3 separate regions of the Homo sapiens genome follow, and all the other regions are linked to region 1. The links are chromatin contacts, found by Hi-C in ENCODE. All regions are on one chromosome and are shown on one strand. Each heading gives the region's core, a stretch centred on a gene start or an enhancer-like site at or near the end of the contact. The rest is flanking DNA. Distances are from core to core; before and after follow the strand shown. Region 1 has its middle 110 kb from the start of MSTN. Region 2 overlaps CAVIN2-AS1 (CAVIN2 and TMEFF2 antisense RNA 1). Region 3 overlaps STAT4 (signal transducer and activator of transcription 4).

What was found. A loop is a pair of places that touch in the nucleus more often than their neighbours do. Pooled maps may share reads with other maps.
Region 2: a map with no recorded cell type shows a loop between it and region 1 (3-fold over the local background). The contact joins two enhancer-like sites. A Hi-C loop is called at or near these places in 2 of 37 single-sample maps with no recorded cell type and 1 of 50 pooled maps.
Region 3: a pooled map shows a loop between it and region 1 (5-fold over the local background). The contact joins two enhancer-like sites. A Hi-C loop is called at or near these places in 2 of 37 single-sample maps with no recorded cell type and 1 of 50 pooled maps.

The regions. Positions count from the first base shown.
Region 1 is chr2:189,951,188-189,954,671 of GRCh38, reverse strand. It overlaps a transcript of AKAP19 not described here. Among named protein-coding and RNA genes, the nearest start is that of MSTN, 110 kb to the left of the region's middle. RefSeq lists an enhancer at 1,453-1,522. Within about 2 kb of position 1,876, at least 3 of the 41 ENCODE cell types and tissues checked have a DNase peak (open chromatin) inside an H3K27ac peak, as active enhancers do.
Region 2 is chr2:191,926,127-191,929,610 of GRCh38, reverse strand. All of the region lies in intron 1 of CAVIN2-AS1 (CAVIN2 and TMEFF2 antisense RNA 1), which reads right to left. Among named protein-coding and RNA genes, the nearest start is that of CAVIN2, 81 kb to the right of the region's middle. Within about 2 kb of position 1,855, at least 5 of the 41 ENCODE cell types and tissues checked have a DNase peak (open chromatin) inside an H3K27ac peak, as active enhancers do.
Region 3 is chr2:191,112,901-191,116,384 of GRCh38, reverse strand. The region is part of intron 3 of STAT4 (signal transducer and activator of transcription 4); the gene reads left to right. Among named protein-coding and RNA genes, the nearest start is that of STAT4, 36 kb to the left of the region's middle. Within about 2 kb of position 1,809, at least 5 of the 41 ENCODE cell types and tissues checked have a DNase peak (open chromatin) inside an H3K27ac peak, as active enhancers do.

The sequences.
Region 1 (3,484 bases), core at 627-3,126:
AATGATGCAAAAATGTGTTAGTTGTAACATAGTTTTAAATATATATAACATTCAAACATAATGTGATTTAACCCATTTATGCCTGAGGTTGCAATTTTTTGAATTTTTACAGTCAGACCTTGGTGATGACCTTGAGCAGTAGGATATAAATGACTCCCACATGCTTAGCATTCCATTAATGGAACACTAGGCATATTAATGTGTATGTATTTGTAAGACTTCTTATATAAACATGTCACCAAACCAGAAGAAGTTTGGTCATATCACATGTTCTGATCTTATCATATGTTCTGATCTTATCATATGTTCTGATCTTTTCATTTGCAAAATATAGTTACCATAAATTTAAGTAAACAGTGTGTGTACATATGCAAATTTATCATAATGCCACTTAGAATCTATTGTGTAAGGATGTGGATGCATTAAACAATTTTCTTATGAGAAAATAGCTGTTTTCTTATAATCTGATAAAGTAGGTGTGCCACTTGTTTATACCAACAGGGTAAGAAAAAAGACTTGCGGAATGTTTCTTTGAGAAATACCTGATCTGGATTGTATCTCTTTCCTTCTCTTTCTCCTTCTCTTGCCTTCCCACTGACAGGGATTCCCCAACCTTGATGTTCATTTTACTACTACATCTTCACTTGACCTGTCTGGCTCAACATACATCCTCATCTCTTTCAACTATCAGCTTGACTTCTTTTCTCTCTGACAATGTTTTCATGTTGGCAATACCCTTGCAGGCTTCATTCATTCATTCAATCAATATCATAAACAATAAACAAACAAAAGATGCAGCTTAGTGGTTAAGAGGTGGACTCCAATGCCAGACAGCTTAAGTTTGTATCTTGGTTCTACCAGCTGTTAGCCATTAGAACTTGGGAAAATCACTTAACTTACGTGCATCAATTTCCTCATCTGTAAAAATGAGGTGATATTGATACTGTACTAACAATATCACCTCATAGATTGTTGGGAGAAATGAATGAATCAATATATCTAAAAGTCTTTGTTTTTTTTTTTTTTTTTTTTTTTTTGAGATGGAGTTTCACTCTTGTCACCCAGGCTGGAGTGCAATGGTGCAATCTGGGCTCACTGCAACTTCCGCCTCCAAGGTTCAAGAGATTCTCCTGCCTCAGCCTCCTGAGTAGCTGGGATTACAGGCATGCACCACCATGCCTGGCTAATTTTGTATTTTCAGCAGAGACAGGGTTTCACCATGTTGGCCAGGCTGGTCTCAAACTCCTGACCTAGGTGATCTGCCCATCTTGGCCTCCCAAAGTGCTGGGATTACAGGTGTGAGCCACCATGCCCGGCCTATATCTAAAAGTCTTATAACAGTGCTCAATATGTACTAAGAATCATATAACTGTCAGCTGATTTTATTATTAATCTTATTATTATCATTATTTGAGCACCTATATGCCAACCACTCTACTACATATTCGGATTATATTAGTGAACTCGACGGACAAGGCCTTGAGTAAAGCCCTTTTAGATGCAGCCTGTCCCCACTTTCCCTATTGCAGACTTGTAAGTGGGCCCTGAACAAAAATCTGGCCAGGGATGTTATCACATTTAACAATAGGCACCAAAATTACTAAACCAGCAAGAAAAGACACAATCCCTACAACTGGCATAGATAACAAAAGCCACCTGACCTCCTATTTTTAATTTCTGTTGATATTACCATAATCTTGTTCTGTTTTGTTTAACTCTAGTTCTCACTTCCCCCTTTCCATCACTACAGTCTGCAATTTTCAAGTCCTAAATGAGTGTAACTGAAAGTAACTTATTTACAAAGAAGATTCATGATCATTATAGTTATATAAGAACCAATTCATTAAATAGCCAAAATAAAAAGGAAACACCCTCAGACTATACATTCAAAGTTATCGAAGATGTGATCAAAAAATAAGTAGAAGTTCTTAAAAGGATACGTCACATGTAATTCTCCTACAGTTGCACACAGTAAGTGCAGTAGAAGTATCCTGTTTCAAAATGATCATAAAAGCAACTGTAACAGAATATTTTTAGATATTGAAACGTTGATCTTTTTACTCCCCATTGTTAACTTTCTTTTACCATTTCTCCTAATTTATAAATATTGTTCTCATATAGGAGAACAGATAAAACCTAAAATAAAAGAGCTAAATTCTTGCTTAGAATTCCAAAATAAGATCTTCATAATATGACTTCTATTTCTAAGATCTAGGTACTCATTCAAGGAGAAAAAAAAAATGATATGATTTTGTTTCAGTTCCAAAAAGGTCTGGTTTGGAAGACTGGAAGCTCAAGCTGTGTGAAGTACCATTGACCAGCTTAAGGCAGGAGACGAAATAAGCCCCTTTCTTGTATAGGGGAGGAAAAACTTTCTTCTACCCTCTTAGGTTCTGTGGCTGGGCCTGAGAATTAAACTAACATAAGACAGAGTAACAGGGAAAAAGCATACAAGTTTTATTTAATATTTTTACATGCATGGGAGCCCTCATAAGGAAAATGAATGTCTGAAAAAGCAGTTAGGCTCAAAAGTGTGTATACCTTTTAAAACAAAGAATGATAAATTGTGAGGATACAAGACAAAGGGTATTAGGCTAGGGGCAGTACATTGTGAGGCAGTGACCAGGAAATATATGGGGGAAACCAGTGGAAGATAAGGATTGTTTTCAGTTTGTGTAGTTTGTTTGTTTAGTTCTCTTTTGGCAGTAACTCCCAGTCTCCAGTGTTAAGAATGTTCTTCTATTCCTGGTTCAGGAAGAACACTTTTCTCATGGGAAATTTTATAACCTGCTTTTAGATAAGAACATTTGAGAGGTCACAGAGTTCTTCCTGCATTTGCTATTTCTCGAGTGCCTTCAGCTCAAAATAATTCTTATGCCAGAGTGACATATTTTGGGGTGGCATATTCTGATCTCCTATACTTGCCTTCAGCAAATGCTATTCTAAAACGAAGATGAGCTAAATGATTCTCTAACTTTAGACTTTTAGGTATTGGAAGAGTGAAGAAATATTTTTAGGACAATGAAAATAGGTAATGGCTATTGTGTTGACCCATACCTCTACTTCCTTATTTGAAAGCTTTAGATTTGGCTTTCAAAGTACTTAAAGCATTTACCAACTGATGAAAGGGAAGAAAACAGTGCCACAAAGATACTGAAGAGGAAGATTCAGCTGGGCGCAGTGGCTTACATCTATAATCCCAGCACTTTGGAAGGCCAAGGTGGGCGGATTACTTGGTGTCAGGAGTTCGAGACCAGCCCTGGCCAACATGGTGAAACCCCGTCTCTACCAAAAATACAAAAATTAGCCGGGTGCGCTGGCACATGCCTGTAATCCCAGCTACTTGGGAGGCTGAGGCAGGAGTATTGCTTGAACCTGGGAGGTGGAGGTTGCAGTGAGCCAAGATCGCATCATTGCACTCCAGCCTGGGGGAAGATGCAAGACTCTGTCTCAAAAAAAAAAAAAAAAAAAAAAAAAGGAGGAT
Region 2 (3,484 bases), core at 606-3,105, 2.0 Mb before region 1:
CTTTGTAGAGTGATGATAAAATTCCCAAACCACATGCACTGAGTTCCCAACTTATGTACACACAGCCCCTAGCAGGAAGAGCAGCCAAGTCACATGCTATAACTGAAGCTAAGGACAATCACCGGAAAACACCATTAACCCCTACTTTCCTTTCTTTTACACCCACCCCCACGTCTGGCTTTTGAGTTTTGCGCAGAGTAAACAAGACTATACTCGTACATTCCACCAATGAAGAATTTTATTTTATACTTGTTCAAAATCATGGAGGGCTGTAAGGACTTTCCAATTAAAGCAACCTTGTAAAGTCTTACAATTCTGTCATTCTTTAAGGAGTTCCTATTAAGTCTTAAATGCTTCAGAGATTAAAAGGGTATATTAATGTTATCGGGGACTTGAGATAAAATGCCGTGCCTTGCAGGGTATCTTTGCAGTTAATGAAAACATTTTCATCATATTCTAAGTCTATTATGCCAGATCTTCATTTCATAAGTTGTAAGATAATCTTATTTTAATTAGAGGAGATATACCAAGTACATTAGAGTAATACAGTTAAATATATTCATCAACTTTGTTCTTGTCAGGTAAAATGCCTCCTTCAGAGTTTGTTACTCTGATGGGCTATCACAGATGTAAGTAAAATGGTGTGTGGGTGTGTGTGTGTGTGTGTGTGTGTGAATTCTGAATGATTTCTGTAGAATTCATGAATAAAAGACTGTTTTCTGAGGAGGACCCTATATAACCCTCTCAAAGGCTACACTGTCCAATATGATAGACACTTTCAAATGTGGCTACTAAGTACTTGACATATGGCTGGTTCTAATTGAAATGTGCTGTAAATAGAAAGTACACACTGGATTTCAAAGATTTAGTATAAAACATATAAAAATCGTATTAATAATGTATATATTGATTACATGTTAAGATCATTACATTTTAACTACTGGGGTTAAATAAAATATATCATTGAAAATTTCACCTGTTGCTTTTTACTTTTCAGAATATGGTAACCAGAAAATTTTAAGTTGGGCATGTAATGCACAATACATTTCTCTTAGACTCTGATGCTCTATATCATCTAACCAACATGTAAGATCAAACCTTAATTATCTGTGGCATATTATCCATGTTGTAAGTAATAAACCAAATGATAAAATGATGAATCTCGAGTTGGCTCTTCCTAAATTTTGAACAAGTTACCACTCACTTCTCCCCCTTGTCCAGTCAGTTAAATGCAAGTATGGAAACGCTAGCCTTAACAACTGCCCACAAGGCTGGTCTGTGGCTACAGAAGGAAGTTGGATAGCACCTCCCAAAACTAGACATGGATCCTATGATTCTCAGGAGTGGATTGTGAAATAAAGCCAGAAGTAGCTTGTGGGAGAACCACTCATTAACAGCAATTACACTTATGAGCCAGACATTCAAGTGGGACAGGGAAAGCCTCAAGTTCCATTTCCATCTTGTGATTTTGCAATTCGTGAAAGGGAAAGGAAGAGAAAAGTACACATATGGGTAGGAAACGTTTTCAAAATAAACAAGTACCCCATAGAGACCACATTAAAACACCTCATTGGGAGACCAGGAGAAATGTGAGCTACAATCAGAACAGAGAGCTCTTCAACAAGAGCCTCAAATGCCAAGTTGGTAACACGAAAAGGCCATACAAATATTTTTAAATGTAAAACTTGCTACTCTCAAAGAAAAGGAATGTAGAGCAGGTCAGAAGCAAACTAAAAACAAATGGTCCATGAAGAAATCAATAGAGCACCTCACAGGGGAGTCCAAAGCAAAAATGCAAACCCCTTTAAGTATAACAAAGTCAGGAAGCCAGCTAGAAAATGCAAAGGCCATTCAGGGATGAAAAGGTGATAGCAGGAAGGATCGATGAATTGTTTGCTTCAGTCTTTACTGAAGAAGACTTTAGAAAAGAGTCTCACTTGCATCTTGCTTTAAAGCCGTCAGGTCAGAGGAATTGGAACAAACAGTGGAAAACAGGACTTTCCCAGACCCAAGTGGCAAACGAAATGTAAATAAATCACCAGGCCCAGATGGCATTCACCCAAGACTGCTAAAGGAACTCAAGGGTAAAATATGGAACCGGTGGCCAAAATGTGTGACCTGTTGTTAATAACCACTACTATGTGAGAAGAATGGCAGCTTGCCAGTGTGACTCACACCCATAAGAAGGACTCCAGAGGAGATTCTGGAAACAAAAGGCTCTCAATCTGATTTCTAATCTTGATATGATAATGGCATCTCCATAAAAGTTACAGATGCAATATCCATGAGAGTTACGGTTTATATATTGAGGAGTCTTGGCTAATAACCTTTGAGAGACAATTTAGATGACTTGGACCAGATACTAAGAAGTTATGGAAATTCTGTTGAATTTCTTAAAGAGTACTTTTCTGTTATCAGATAGATGTATGTATGGATGAAATTATATGGTATTCAGGATTCACCTTAAAATATTCCTAGAAAAAAGAACTGAGGGAAAAGGATAGATATAACAACAACAAAAAAGAAAGCAACATGTTGCTAAGATGGGTACACAGTAGTTTATAACCTTTTCTCTCCACTTTTGTGTGTTTGAAAACCTCCATAATAAAGCTAAAAATTAATCAAGAAGGGAATATAGAAATAAGCATATGTCCAAAGGGAAACCACTGAGTGCTATTTATTTAGACTTTCGAAACATTTTGACAAAGTTTCACACCAACATTTTACACACACACACACACACACACACACAGTGGGTTTCAAGTTTGTAGGTGATATGAAACTCACTTCAGTAGTGAACTGTCTGAGCTTACAGGGAAAATAAAATACAAACAACTACAACATCAACACTTCCAACACTGCCTAAGTAGAAAGAAAACTGGTGTATGATCTTTAACATGTGCCATTGTTAAAGGATTAACCTTAGAGAACAGTGATATAGACATATATGTGTAAGATATGAGATCTTATCAATTACTAAAAGTCTAAACCAATGTTTAGAAAGAACTAGAAACAATTTTTCCTAAAATCAGCTTACTTTGCTTCTGTAGTTAAGGAGAAACACAATGCTGGGCACCCCTAGGAAAGGGTTTTGGAAATAAAACATTTTTAAAATTAGATATGTCTGAGGCAGCAAAGTATCTGCTTTTCCTGGATGAATTCACATCTCAATGACAGTACAACTAAACTGAATGAAGTATAGAGAGCAGCATGTAGAATCATTAGAGAGGTTGACTAGACTCTGTATCAAGATAGACTCAAACAATTAAAACTTCTAAGCTGAGAAACACAAAGCTTAGGTGATATATTAAGATCAATATTTATTGAGTAAAAAAAGCATACAAAATGACTGAATGTGGCTTCATTTACCAGTTCCTAGAACTAAGGACTTCTTGAAATGTTACCTCTTTAGTTCTCAAACTAAATTAATAAAACACTATACGGTGTGAGTAAACTTTAAAAAGATGTTACCCCCAAGAAAGTG
Region 3 (3,484 bases), core at 560-3,059, 1.2 Mb before region 1:
CTTCTTTATCTAAATTTTAGCTTGCAAAGTAATTGCACAGCCACAAGACCAGCTGACAAGGGCATTAATTTAGGATGAAATGTACAGGTGATATGATTCTGCAGAGAAGGTGGTGTCGTATCATAGGTGTAAAAGCACTGTATTATCAAACCAATTCCCTCTTGTCAGCATCAGTGAACAAAGGGTACATATGTGATCTTAGCTTCACATTGGGAATGGAAGAGTACCATTGACTTTGTCCATCACGGCCCTTACCAAAGCATTACATGTAATGATCAGAGCACAATTCAAGCAAATGAAGTTTTTCTGACAATCCAACACATTCTAAGTTTTTTCTGTGGTCATAATGTTCATTTCAACCAAACGTACCATATGACTAATACCTTACTCCTGCAGGAAGTAAGCAGTAATGTAGAATAGATATAGTTGTATCTGGCCTTCTGTAAGTAGCCCTACTTGAATAGTCAGAAAGAGGACCTAGTATTTAGAATAAGAGTACATTTTTGGACTCTTCTCCACCTCCCAAATTGAAGTTTATTGATGAATATAATCCTGGCATAACATATACAGGAAAATACAAAATTTATTCTTCACTGTCTATGCATTGACAGAAAGTCAGTATTTCTGAGGACTGAGGTCAGGTACCAGCTGAATCACCCAGATACTTAATGTAACCTAAGATTCTCATTGGAAACAAGCTATGGTGATTTTGCTTGTGGGAGGAGCATTCGGTCCAATTGTCATAGGTGACTAAGGACCTGATGAGACACAACGGAAATGGCTGGTCAGCTTTTGCAGAATCTGATAAGATAGCATCAAGACCAAAGCAGATGTTTTCAAAACAGTAGAGTTCTCCAAGGCATTGAAGCGTGGTTGACAGGTTATGTCTTGCACAAATGAACCAGACAGAAGGACAAGTGGGTGATGGAATCCAACCCACAACCCTCTTATGAAGCTATGTCTCCTAGGGTGAGACACCAAGGTTGCTTTATTTCATTGGATCCATTCCTAACCTCCAAAGAATTATTTTCCTCTCTGAGCCTTGAACAATAGCTTTGTTCATCACCAATGAAGCAGACATCTCATGACTGCTTACATGTCTGTGTTTTCTTTTAGCTTGTGAGTTTTTGAGAACAAAGGACCAGGAATCACCTTGACAAATGGGTTCTTGGTGAATGGGTTTTTGATGAAATGACCTGGAGGTGGAATTATCTCTTTCAACTTTGGATTCCCAATACTCAGCACAGTGTGTGGCATATAGCAGACCCTCCATAAGTGTTGGTAGAATTGAAAAACAGATACTTTTTTCTGTTTATAAAAGTAACACACTTTCATACTTGTTGTAAAAAAAATCAAAATACCAAATATAGAGGGAAAAAACAAATTTACCTTTTTTATCACATAAACTAATATGCGATTCAGTACATCAGTTCTGGAAACAAAAAAATAACAATGGCAATAATGACAACACATAAAAGTCTGTGAAATTTTGCCTGCGAGGGTAGGAACATACCTTCCCACTGCTTCAACAATACATTATGTGGCTGCTGAGCTGAACTGAAAGCAGAACTCCATCCTCTTCAACGTTTGTAATTGCTGTCTCTCCACTCCAAAGGCAGCCCCCAGCTCTGCAGCCCGTAAAGAAGCATGATCTACAGCAGTAGCCCTATGGCAAGTGAAATGATTTGGTAGGAGAGCCCCAGTGCTTTGATTATAGACAAAAGTGACGTCACTTTTGATAGGAGGTGTCATGATGGTGTTGTCACTTGAAGTGACTTCATATTTCTAATAAGTGCTCAGCTGAAAAATATGCAGAGAATGGAAAACACAAGTTATGCAACTGAGAGTTGTGACTTCCTGTTAAACTTAACGGAGGAGGTGAGAATAGAACAGTAAGAAAAACGATACTGAAATGCTTATTTTTAAATATATCGTTTCTTCTTTTGCTTTCACCACTATTCTATACTGCACACAAAATGTACCACAGTATCCATTTATTATATACCATATGCATAAGGAAAATAATATTTTAGATATGCAAGGAACCTTAATAATAATATGTATGCAACAAATAACCAGCAAAATTTATTTTTAGGGACATTCTATTGATTTATGGTCTCATTACCGTGATTTTGGCAAGACTTCAGGCTATAAATTTTATGCCTTGGCCAACTTTAAAATTATTTTAGCAGTTGAGTATTGAATACTATAACACTTAAGGATTGAGCTTTTCATTACGTTCACTGAAAATTATTCCTGTCTCTACCACAATTCAGGTAGATACACTAAGTCTAAAAAGTTACCTAAGTTGTAAAACAATTATGGCCCAGATTAAATTATAACAGCAGCTTCCTGTATATCACATCTTAGATCAGACCACAGTTTTCTTCAGAAACAATGTATTTTAAACATCAGATTTGATCAGCCATAAACTCTAGGGGAACCTCCTGTCTGTGGTGGTTGAGCAGAAGGGAGAGGCATATCAAAAATGATACATATGAAAACATGTTCTTTATATAAATCACTTTCTCTATTTCTGTAACATTTCTGTAATGTTCTCTGCTACTCTTGGGAGTACTCCCTGTACAAAAAGTGTACTTTTAAAAAATAAGGAATTTTCACAGATTTTCTTTATACTGGTTTCCGTAATTATTTTTTCTCTATCCTATTTCCCTGCTCCTTTTGATGAAACTCCAACTCGGAACACTCTCTAAATTTCATCTTTAACCTTTTTAATCTTTCTTCCGCATGATGACAAAAGACAAATTTGGCCCTAATGGTACCTAATTGCCTTCTTACATCTCCCTGTGAAGCCAAAAGTTTCCTTGAATCTCTTAAACCAATTCAGCCTTCTTCAAGTTTGACTACCTTGTATAAGTTTCTGAGCATATTTATATCCAATGCTGTTTCATTCTGTCAAATTCAGCACTTTTCCTTCTCTTCAATCCAATAAATTTGAAAAAGTGCTTTCTCCTGTGTCCCAAGCTCTGAACTATAACCCTGTTGGAGCTCTCAAGATCAAAGGAACAACTGTAATATAGGTACTAAGAGACAAGTTCAGATGCAAAGAAGGAAAAAATAGGAGAGATAATGCTTGTTCGGTGTGATTACTCACAGCAGTGAGATCAGTGCCTGGCAATAATTGCTGTTCAGTACAAATTTGTGGAACAAATGAATGAGTGGCACCAGTAATGTCTGCCAGCACTGGCTGTAATTGTATGGGCAGGATCTTCATAAGCAAAGGTGTGAGCAGGTGTTACAAGTGGGCAACACCATGTAGGCAAAGACACAGAGGCAGGAAAGCAATGAGACATGGGGAGCTTAGACCAGCACAACTGATGGGCCCACTTGCCCTACTCGTGTGAGTATTCCCAGATGGGCAAGAACAGCAGAGAGCTATGGGAATGCCCTTCCTGCTAGGGAGCAAAGTGAACTGGTAGTACAGTGCAGGGCTAAAAGATTCTTTTTCTTAATATATTTGCTC